Linked DNA regions of Homo sapiens: region 1 is linked to region 2. The links are chromatin contacts, found by POLR2A ChIA-PET in ENCODE. All regions are on one chromosome and are shown on one strand. The core of a region is the stretch at or near the end of the contact, and the rest is flanking DNA. Distances in the headings are between cores, read along the strand shown.

Evidence for each region. ChIA-PET counts read pairs that join two places held with the same protein, here RNA polymerase II (POLR2A).
Region 1: POLR2A ChIA-PET joins it to region 2 with 17 read pairs in BJ. The contact joins two enhancer-like sites. POLR2A ChIA-PET finds 5 or more read pairs at or near these places in 3 of 52 experiments (A549, AG04450 and BJ).

The regions. Positions count from the first base shown.
Region 1 is chr9:71,680,336-71,685,452 of GRCh38, reverse strand. It overlaps CEMIP2 (cell migration inducing hyaluronidase 2), which reads left to right. Exons shown (of 24, transcript NM_013390.3): 24 at 60-2,087. The coding sequence ends at 256. Among named protein-coding and RNA genes, the nearest start is that of CEMIP2, 86 kb to the left of the region's middle. Within about 2 kb of position 1,457, at least 5 of the 41 ENCODE cell types and tissues checked have a DNase peak (open chromatin) inside an H3K27ac peak, as active enhancers do.
Region 2 is chr9:71,588,217-71,593,701 of GRCh38, reverse strand. It overlaps the pseudogene RPL35AP21. Among named protein-coding and RNA genes, the nearest start is that of CEMIP2, 180 kb to the left of the region's middle. Within about 2 kb of position 3,906, at least 2 of the 41 ENCODE cell types and tissues checked have a DNase peak (open chromatin) inside an H3K27ac peak, as active enhancers do.

The sequences.
Region 1 (5,117 bases), core at 208-2,707, 94 kb before region 2:
CTGGAATGTAGCTATAAAAATTGATTTTTTTTCTTTTTCTTTTTTTTTTTTTTTTTTAGGGAGTACCATATTTTTGGGATTCAGTGGAAACTTTAAACCATCATGGACTAAGCTATTTACCAGTCCTGCTGGACAGGGCCTTGGGGTGCTTGAACAATTCATACCTTTGCAGCTGGACGAATATGGTTGTCCCAGAGCCACCACTGTCCGCAGAAGAGACCTGGAACTGCTAAAGCAAGCTTCAAAAGCACATTAGAGACTAACTGTAACTTAAGTGCTGGGGGAAAAAAAATGTGAACTAACTTATTTAATTTATGGCATTTTAAAATGACACTGTTAACCCAACGGAACCATTTTCCAGTTTGATACAGAATGGGGAGAAAAGAAAGCGTTTGAAATTATTGCTTGGATACCAGCTTCATGCACCTTCTAGTTGTACAAAATGTTAAAGACGTTGTTTGTATTTGTAAGGCTGGTGTATTCAGAGAGCAGATCTCTTATTCCTCACTTTCCACCCCCGTATTTTGTAATGACCATGAGCAATGTTTTTACTTTTTGTATAATGGGGTGGGGTGGAGTGGGGGCTTCTGAGAGTCAGCCTGAGGTCTTTAGAGGACCAGCTATTGTAGCACCTTGGATACTTGAAGTTTAATGCTCAGTTGGGTCGGGTGGCAGTTGACTTGGTGGCTGGCATGTTCAGCAGTGCCTGGGGCCCTGTTTCTGGGCAGCCTTTGAGGATTTTCTATGATATTGAATGACAGTTTTAAGTGGCAACTCAGGCCCAGCTCATGCCCTTTTTTGCCTGGACATGTGCTATTTTTATTCACTTATATATCAATTACTTGTAAGGGTTAAACTTTCAAACAGGAAGTATATTGGGACAAAAGGGCTCTTGGGGATTAGATATCCCTTTAATCTGTGACCATTGGGCAAAAAATTTTCCTGCAGCAAAAGTCTGAGGCTGTTGGGACCATTTTTGCAGCTTTAATCCTTAGCCTCTTTTGACTGTATATTTGTGTTTAAAATGCAGAGCTCAACTGAATATTTCCTTTTTTGTTTTGTTTTGTTTTGTTTTAAGAAGTAGGTTGTTTTCCTGAACCGTAAACTTGTATCATTTTAACTTGCACAAAGGAAGTCTGTTCTTGGTATTGCTCTTGCACTTGGGTTTTTTGTTATTGTTTTGTGTGGATTTTTTAAAGCTTTTCTGTTCACCCTCCTGCCAGGAAAATCCCAGAAAGCTTAATGATACCCCAAAATGATTACACCCAGGGAGGAAAAAAAGGAGCGCTTTCTAGGGTCAGAATCGTGGAGAGAATACTCAGAAATGAACCTCTTTAAAGCCTTGCAGGAATGAGTCACTCTTACTTAATGAAATGTTAAAGCCAATTAAAAAGCATGCTGTGATGCCCAGCTTCCCTTTCCACAGGGTGCATGCGTCTCCTGCTGGTGAATCACATGCGGCAAGAGGCAACTGGCTCCACAGCCTGGGATGCTGCCGTACCAAGAGGAAAGAAGCAGCAAAATGCCTTTACGTTGTTCTAAACCCCCGACGCATAAAGTGTAGAGGAGGGATGGCCAAGGGTGGGTGGTAGAAAGTGTGTTCAGGCTGACACTGGCAATGAGTACAGATAATTTCACTTTCCTCTTCTAGGGGCAAAGGCTGATGGCCTCTACCTTTGTATCCAGGAGAAACTGCAGAGCAGCCCTGTGACTTTACAAAATATGCTACCTCAAAGTGCTACCGATAAACCTTTCTAATTGTAAGTGCCCTTACTAAGGGCACATGTCTTAATCAAAGTTAGTTTTTTGTTTTCTGGTTTGTTTTTTTTTTTTGTATATTGATGAATGAGATCTTACCTATTAAATATATTATTGGATTATGGTTCCTGAAGGTCATTAGAGTGTGTGTGTGTGTGTGTGTGTGTGTGTGTGTTTTATGACTTAAATATCTTTACGTGTGTTTTTTAGAGCTTGGTTCTTTAAAGATTTGGAGAAGATATGTAAATTACCAAGGCACTTGGTTTTTCTGTTTTATATACTAATAATCAGGGCCTAAGTTAAATAAAAATATGTGTGCATGTATTTTATATATGTGTGTATGTGAATTTATTTATTATTTATTTTATTATTATTGTTATTATTTTTGAGATGGAGTCTCGCTCTGTCACCCAGGCTGGAGTGAGGTGATGCAGTCTCAGCTCGCTGCAACCTCCACCTCCCAGGTTCAAGTGATTCTCCTGCCTCAGCCTCCCAAGTAGCTGGGATTACAGGCACCCGCCACCATGCACTGCTAATTTTTGTATTTTTAGTAGAAGTGGGGTTTCACCGTGTTGGCCAGGCTGGTCTTGAACTCCTGACCTCAAGTGATACTCCTGCTTTGGCCTCCCAAAGTGCTAGCATTACAGGCATGAGCCACCGCGCCTGGCCTGTATGTGAATTTATATCTCTATCTATAAATTTAAAATTCCAGATTCCAGCTGTAAAGAAGTTACTGACGGAAGTGAGGAAGACACTTGGTGGACAGAATCCACCAAGTAAATATTGTAAGAGTAAGCTTCAGAAGGGCAGGGACTGTATTCTCCAAGGCAGAGGTTCTCCATCTTGGCTGCACACTGGAATTACCTGAGGAGCTTTAAAAAAAAATATAGAGGCCTGGACTTTACTCCCTTCCCCCCAGATTCAGATTTAATTGGTGTTGGGTGCAGCCTGAGCACTGGAATTTTTTTTAAAGCTCCCTGGATGATTCTAATATGCAGCCAGGTTTCGGAACCACGGCACTAATATAATAGGCCCACTGTTTAACTCCAGTCTGTAATTTTTTTGTGACTAAAACAAAATTGCATTTACCTATTATTTTTATTTGCATTTCCTATATTACTCACAAAACTCCCAGCCCTAAACAAAGCATTTCTCTATTGTCTCTTTTTAATAGAAGCTTTTAATACAGTTTTTAGTCCTCAGTCCTCTCAAATCATTAAATTGGTTCTATACACTGATATATACATTTCAGGGAATTGGGAGCTAGCAATCTGTTCTATTTCTACCAAGAAAATATATTCAAAGGTGATTTATAAGTTCATAAGCATTTTCCATCAGGTGAGGCAGTTGGTTGAGCTCCAAAAATGTGGTCGTCCACAAATCAGCCAGCTGACGAGCAACACAGAGGGCTCTCATGTATCCACAGACTAGGGTTTAAGTCTTTGCTGTGATTCCTGCCTCTCCACCTGAGTCAGCATGCCATATATTATCTTCAGAGGCTGGAAGAGAGTGCTGGCAAGAAGATGAAAGGCAGACGCACCATCTCATGGACTATGACTGCAAAGCAGCCTCTAAGCTGATGTTTAGACTCGGGGATGGGAAGAGAGGATTTATGACTCCTCTGTTCTCTAACTTCATCAAGAGACAACACATCCTCATGCCATTAAAGTGGGTTACTTTGTCTTGAGGAGGGGAAGGTAATGAAGTGACAGATCGAGGCTTGAGTGCTTTAGATAACTACAGTAGGTTTTCATTCCTTAAGAGATGAGGTCATGTTTGGATGTGTCTGGTTGAGAAGCATTTCAGTAAGAAGGAATGAGCTTAGTTAGTTCAAGTGTTTTTTTCTGTTGTTCCTAGTAGATAAACACAATACATAGATTCAATGATGACAATGTTTGTTAATTTCATCATGCAGAGTTGGAGCTTACTTCTGGAATTCTTATTTGGTTTCCAGATACTTATTAAACAATGTTTAATAACCTGAGAAATTCCCCTGGAGGTAAAGACCTTTAATAGGGCAGCAGATTTGTATCATTACTGTTAGTTATGATTACATTATTACTGTTATAACCCAGTGTGCTGGAAATGTGAGCAGACACTATTTAAGCTAGTTTTCAACAAAAGGTCATGGAGGGAAAAAAAATAAAGGAACTCCATTCCTGGTTCCTTGCTCACAAATGGCAAAATGCTGTTCACAGACTTGCTAGACCATTTGAGTCATTTGGAAGAGAAAAGGTTTTTTTGTTTTTCCCTTATTTATCTTCAATTTGAGAAAAAAACTAATAAAAGGATGCTTCAGTAGGCCCTGGTGTTGTGGATAAGGGCACGCACACTTTTTATTTTTATGTGGTAAATTTAGAGAATGACTGACTGAACTGTGATTTCTAAATGAGGAACTGTGCCCCACAGGACATCCAAAATTATCAGCCATAGCAAGCTGTGAACATGTTATATCTGAAAATACAGCAAAGGGTGGACCAGAAAACATCTTTATAGATGTGTTTTTGTAATTTTCCTAAGAGGGACAAAATAATTAGTCTAAATATGAAAAATTAAGTTTTAAAGTTCATCCATAGAAAAGCTGGCTTCATGATCACAATTGAAAAATCCGAGTTGGCAAACCTCTGCCTGCAATTCTGAGCTAGGAATCATTTTTATGTTTTTAAATATAACAAAAGAAAGAAAAAGAAGAGTAATATTTTATGTGGTGAAAATTCTATGACATTTAAATTTCAGTGTCCATAAATCAAATCTTATTGGAACACAGCCAAGCTCATTCTTGTATACTTATTAACTGTGGGCAATTCCTGCTGCAGGGGTAGAAATGAGTAGTTGCTACAGAGACTGTCAGTCCAAAAATATGTACTGTTAGGCCCTTTACTGAAAAAGTTTACCAACCTTTGATCTCAGTGTAGTGTAGACCAGCGTTCATTGTCCTGTTCTTGGAACCTTACCACATTGTCAGAATTTTTTAAATAGCAACTTAAGGAAGAAACCTGCATCAGAATCGCCTGAGGTGCTTGATGAAAATGCAGGATCCCAAGCCCCAGCTCAGACAGGAGAACTGGCGTTTCCAGGAGTTGTGAAGCTGGGAATATTATGTTATAACAAGCTTTCCAGATGTTTCTTGTGAACACTAAAGTTTGACCATCTCATAGCATGTAGTGAGGCTGTTCTTCCTTTCCCTCTTTCCCTTCAACAGAGAACACATCTGAACAAAATTGATTTTTTTTAACCTTAATGATTCTATCTACACAGTCTTCCCTAGAACTTTTTCTGACTAGGGCAGATTTCATATTGGGCAGAGTATGTGGCTGTTACTGGGGCAAAGGTTTGGAGCCCGTGATTAAGTCCTCCCG
Region 2 (5,485 bases), core at 2,657-5,156:
GGCAGACCTCTGATTCTCATCCACATGGGTAGTTGTGTAAGTGGACCCAGGGTTGCCATGCAGTGCTGGCCTTGGTTGCTCAAATACTCCAGGCATAGCTGAGTCTCAGGGCTGACAAGCAGGAGGTGTCACCGTGATCCTAAGCCTAAGCTGTTTTTTTCAATCCAGGTTCTACCAAGCTCTGCTTTGTTAATGCCATTAATAAACACTGTGTTTTTATTTGGCTAATGATCCTTGTAGGCATACTCCATTGGCCATGGCCTTGAAATTGGAGAGGGGAGAGTGGCAGTTCAAGCCTCTACTGCCACTAAAATAACACATAGGTTACCTAAAGCCTTGGAAGTCAATATGATATCCCAGGGAGAGCATGGAAAATGAGAAAAGATGAAGAAAAGATGACAGAATCCTCAGAAAAACCCACATTCAAGGAGCAGGCATTGGATCATAGGACTCTGCTGTGAAAGAAGAGTTAGGGTAGAAAGTCTGATGGAAACATGCTCATAGTGACTGTAGACATGGATACCACGGGAGATTTATTACTCCTCCTGTTTTCACCTTTTGTACTTAAAAAATCATTTTAACAAGGAACAATATACTTTTATAATAATAAAAAGGGACTTAGGAAAAAGTCAGATGCAGAAAGAGCTTAGCAGCATGAATCAGGCAGAGAAAAAACCCTTTAGAATAATTGTTTAAGATGTTAGGTGATCCTAAAATATTGCTGTCTCCCTATGACCTCAAGGAAAGATAAATCCTCTGTCCATCCCAGGTTGTGATGAATAAACCCACTCCTCAATTGCATGTACATTAATTGCACTTCTTTGACAATCAACACATGTATGAAGCAAATATGAATTTTGAAAAAATTCACGAAGTGAGGAACCACAGATCAACCTATCGGTACATGTGAGAAGCCATCTGGCAGAAAGTAAAGTCTGAGGTCAGGAAGCACACCTCAAGGCCAAGGAGACAGGGGCAAAGGGGAGAAGAAACCTGGAGGGACTAAGAGCAGAAGAAATGTATTTGTTCATTCAGCAAATACTCAGTAGATGCCTGTTATGTGTCAGGTTCTGAGTAAGGTATTGGGAATGCAATGTTCGACAATATTAATGTGGTTTCTGTCCTCAACCTTCTGTATTAGGGAGGATACAGGCAAGTGAGAAAAGAGTCACAACTGAATGATAAATGCTCTCATGGATCATTGCCATGGGAGTACTTAAAACCCCCAAGGTAAAAACCCATTTGTTCCTAGTGTTCCATTATTGGAACGCTAAGTATGTGGGAGTTTTTTTATTTATTTATTTTTTTGAGATGGAGTCTCGCTCTATTGCCCAGGCTGGAATGCAATGGCATGATCTCAGCTCACTGTAACCTCCCTCTGCCTCCCAGGTTTCAGCAATTCTCCTGCCTGAGCCTCCTGAGTAGCTGGGATTACAGGCGTGCACCACCGCACCTGGCTAATTTTTGTATTTTTAGTAGAGATGGAGTTTTACTATGTTGGCCAGGCTGGTCTCCAACTCCTGACCTCATGATCCACCCACCCCGACCTCCCATATGTGGGAGTTATTTATATCCTACTGCTCAAGATCATTGCCAAGGTCTGATTGCAAAAATTCCAAAAAGTGCAACCTCAGGCATAAATGGGTTAAAGGGTCTCAGACAGGCCAGGTATGGTGGCTCACTCCTGTAATCCCAGCACTTTGGGAGGCAGAGACAAGTGGATCTCTTGAGTCCAGTAGTTCAAGACCAGCCTGGACAACACAGCAAAACCCCGTTTGTACAAAAAGAAATATGAAAAGTAGCTGGGTGTGGTGGTGCATGCCTGTAGTCCCAGCTATTGGGAGGCTGAGGTGATGGGAGGATCACTTGAGCTGAGGAGGTGAAGGTTGCAGTGAGTCAAGATTGCGCCACCACACTCCAGCCTGGGTGACAGAGTGAGACCCTGTCTTGGGGAAAAAAAAAAGAAAAGAAAAGAAAAGAAAAAAAAGGGCCTAAGGCAGAGCTGGATGAGAGATGAAGGAGGAGGTGGTGGTGGTGATGTTGGTGGTGGAGGTGTGCATATAACTCTGCCACTGACCTTAGCTTTCCCTAGCTACATGCGTGGAGAGTCTTTTTAGGACAAAAAGGTAACATTTTCCCCCAATAACTGTGCTTATAAAATTATGGTGCTTCAGCATAGATACATTGATGTTTCTGTGACTGAATAAAGAAATTACTGTTATATTAATTAACAAAATAGCTAAATATTATGAATCCTCACCCAGCATCTGAATATGCCGTTCGGTTTTGCTGGAGAAGCCTCCTTCACTTTAGAGGTTGTGTGGTTCCCATACCTAAACCGGCTGAGAAGCTGCGTTATGGACAGAAGCTGGTGGATGCCAAGACAGACAGGCCATTGCATGGCAGCTGTAGCTGATTATAGCCTGTTAAATTTGTAAAGACACGTGTCATTGTGCCACTCTGCTTCAGTGAAGCCATACATTCTATTCGTGGATGTTTGGGGCCTGAGTTCCCCCAAGGTTTCAGCTCTGAGGTGGCACATCTCCTTGTTGTGTAGGGAGCCAGGGACATTGGAGTGATATCTCCTTGGCTTAATAATAGGGAAAATTGCATGAGCAAGGGATTGAAACAAAAGACTGAGATTAAAATATGTAGCCCTAAAGTTTTATTTTTATTGTCATATGGCCCTGAGCCTATAATCGGCTAAAAATCCCAATTCAGGGCTGGGCACAGTGGCTCATGCCTGTAATCCCAGCACTTTGGGAGGCCTAGGCGGGTGGGATCACCTGAGATCAGGAGTTTGAGACCAGCCTGACCAACATGGTGAAACCATGTCTCTACTAAATACAAAAAAATTAGCTGGGCATGGTGGCACATGCCTGTAATCCCAGCTACATGGGAGGCTGAGGCAGGAGAATTGCTTCAACAGGGGAGGCACAGAGGTTGCAGTGAGTCAAGATTGTGCCATTGCACTCCAGCCTGGGTAACAGAGTGAAACTCTGTGTTAAAAAAAAAAAAATCCCAATCCAATTTCTGGCAAGTTTTTTATTAGTTAAATGTGGAAATTAGTACATGTAAAATGACACCAGGCTACCTACATGACGGGCTAACCTCTGCCCTGTGGGTTTAGAGATGCAGAGAGGTTTAAGGGAGAACATGACATAAGACCTTGACCTCTCTGGACCACGTGGTATGGGCTGGGGGAATCTCTGAGAAGGCTAGAACTGTAGAGTTGTGAGCATTTAACAAGAGAATGCTATGAGAGCACTTAGAATATATAATAAGCACTCAATAACTGTTCTTCTTTTTCTGTTTCCTAAAATCTTTTCCCTCATCACCGTGGCCCTCAGATCTTTACAACTCTTCTGCCAACCTGTTTGGGGACATAGAACAGGCTTTGTGGAAACAGGACTATGATAACAGGGCCACAGTTTCTACTCTTGCTTTCAGGGCAAGGACATAGTTTTGTCAAATTAAATGATGGTTCTGGAGTATTTTAAACCTTGAATCGAAGTATCTCTCAGATTTTTTTTTTTAATTTTAAAAATATAATACTTTATTGAGGGGTTAAGATGTCATTATGAGACAGGATAGAAATTTAACCTTGAAGACCTTTCAGTGGCTCATCCAAGGCCACAGAGCAAATAAAAACCATACCCATCATATAGAATATCCGAATGGGGTGCCAGAAAAGTCACAACTCAGAGGGTCAATGATTTTTTTTTTCAAGAGCATAAATCCAAGTTTATTTATTGACTTTTCGTTAGTTTAGATCCTTGAGGGGTACAGCATCACTCGGATTCTGTGTCCAATAGCCTTAGCAGGAAGATTACTTCGGAATTTGGCACGAACCAGGCCACTGTTTCCATGAGCATGAGTTACCTTTCCCCCGATTACTCTGGTTTTGTTTGGTTTGCTGCCAGGAGTCACTGGGTTGTTCTTTGCTTTGTATACATAAGCACATCTCTTGCCCAAATAGAATTCTGTTTCATCTCAGGCATAAACAACTTCAATTTTTAGAAGAGGTGTGTGCTCCCTTTGGTTCCAGAGATCCTGCTTATAGCCGGCAAAAATGGCATTGGACCACAGCCTTCCAGATATAGTTCCTTTTAGAAGTCCTGTTCCCAGCAGGCCTCCACAGGAGCCAAGATGGCGGGAAGAGCAATGATTTGTAACTCCTGGGTAAACAGTAATATAAGGGTCCCAATCCCTGTCCTTCGCGGGTGTTCGAGTCAGAGTCCAGGTTCCTCGCAGTCAGATTTCTGCCCCTGTGGTTGTGTCTGCTTTAGCCGTCATCTGTGAGTGTCAAGTTGGGATTTCCTGTCTTCCTCAGCCACCAGAAGTGCCTGGGTTTCCTCAAACACGTCGCATCTGGTCACCCCGTCAAGGCCCAAAGACAGATCATCGGGATGTTGTGTGCAAAAGAGCAAGGCCCTCATTTATTAGTGTTTGTTCCCCGCCTTCCTTCCTTCCCTCCCTTCCTTTCTCACCTGAAAAACAAAATAAAGGAAGGAACATCAGAGCGGTATCTCTTAGGCTTAAAAATGGGAACACTGCATGAGAAGGGGATTGAAATGAAAGACTGAGATTAAAATATGTATTTTTCTCACCTGAAAAAGAAAATAAAGCAGAAACAATTTGGAAGAAGTAGAAAGATAGCTGAGTTAGGAACCTAAGTTCAGACATTTCTATTGCTAAGTACCAAATGTAGCTCTGCATTTCCTAGAAGTGAAGCAAAACTACTTAAGCAGTCCAAGGGTAGAAAATAGGCTATATTAGCAAGTTGGAAATAATACATTTGTGAGTAATTCTAATTCTGCAGAATGAATTTTAGAAGATTTAACTAGAGAGAGATATAAAAAGTGTGTCCTAGTTCTCATCATCTTCATTTCTTCATTCTTTCTTTCCATCAATCACTATTTGTAATTAAATAAGATTGCATATTTTCTTGTTTATTGTCCGCTTTTCTGATCAGACTATAATCTTCTTGAGGGCAGGGACTATGCCCACATTGTTTACTACTGGATACCCAGGGTCTAGCACAATGACTTTAAACAGAGTAAATGCTCATAACTTTTGGTGAACACATGAGTGAATAAAAAATTTTGAAATGGTACATTTTCTGATAACATACACAGGTAAGTAAACAGAGTCAAAAGAACTACATCAAGAATGAGATCAAAAATGATATTACATCAGATGTTACAATTTAAGAGATCTAAGACCAATAGTAGCTTAGCAGCCTATGTTTGGTTTTGCCTATCAGTCTGTTTCCAATGGAGCTAAGATATTGAAGAGTAAACAATTAAGAAGGCATTGCCAAATAATATAGCTAAATCTCTCCTACCTGTGTAACTTATGGAACTGAATATCACATCTGTGTCATTTTTACTAAGGGATTCACAGACCAGCCCCCATAGAATTTTTCTCTCTTAGGTAGAAAGACAGGGATGACCATATCCTATCAATGATGAAAGAGAGAGGT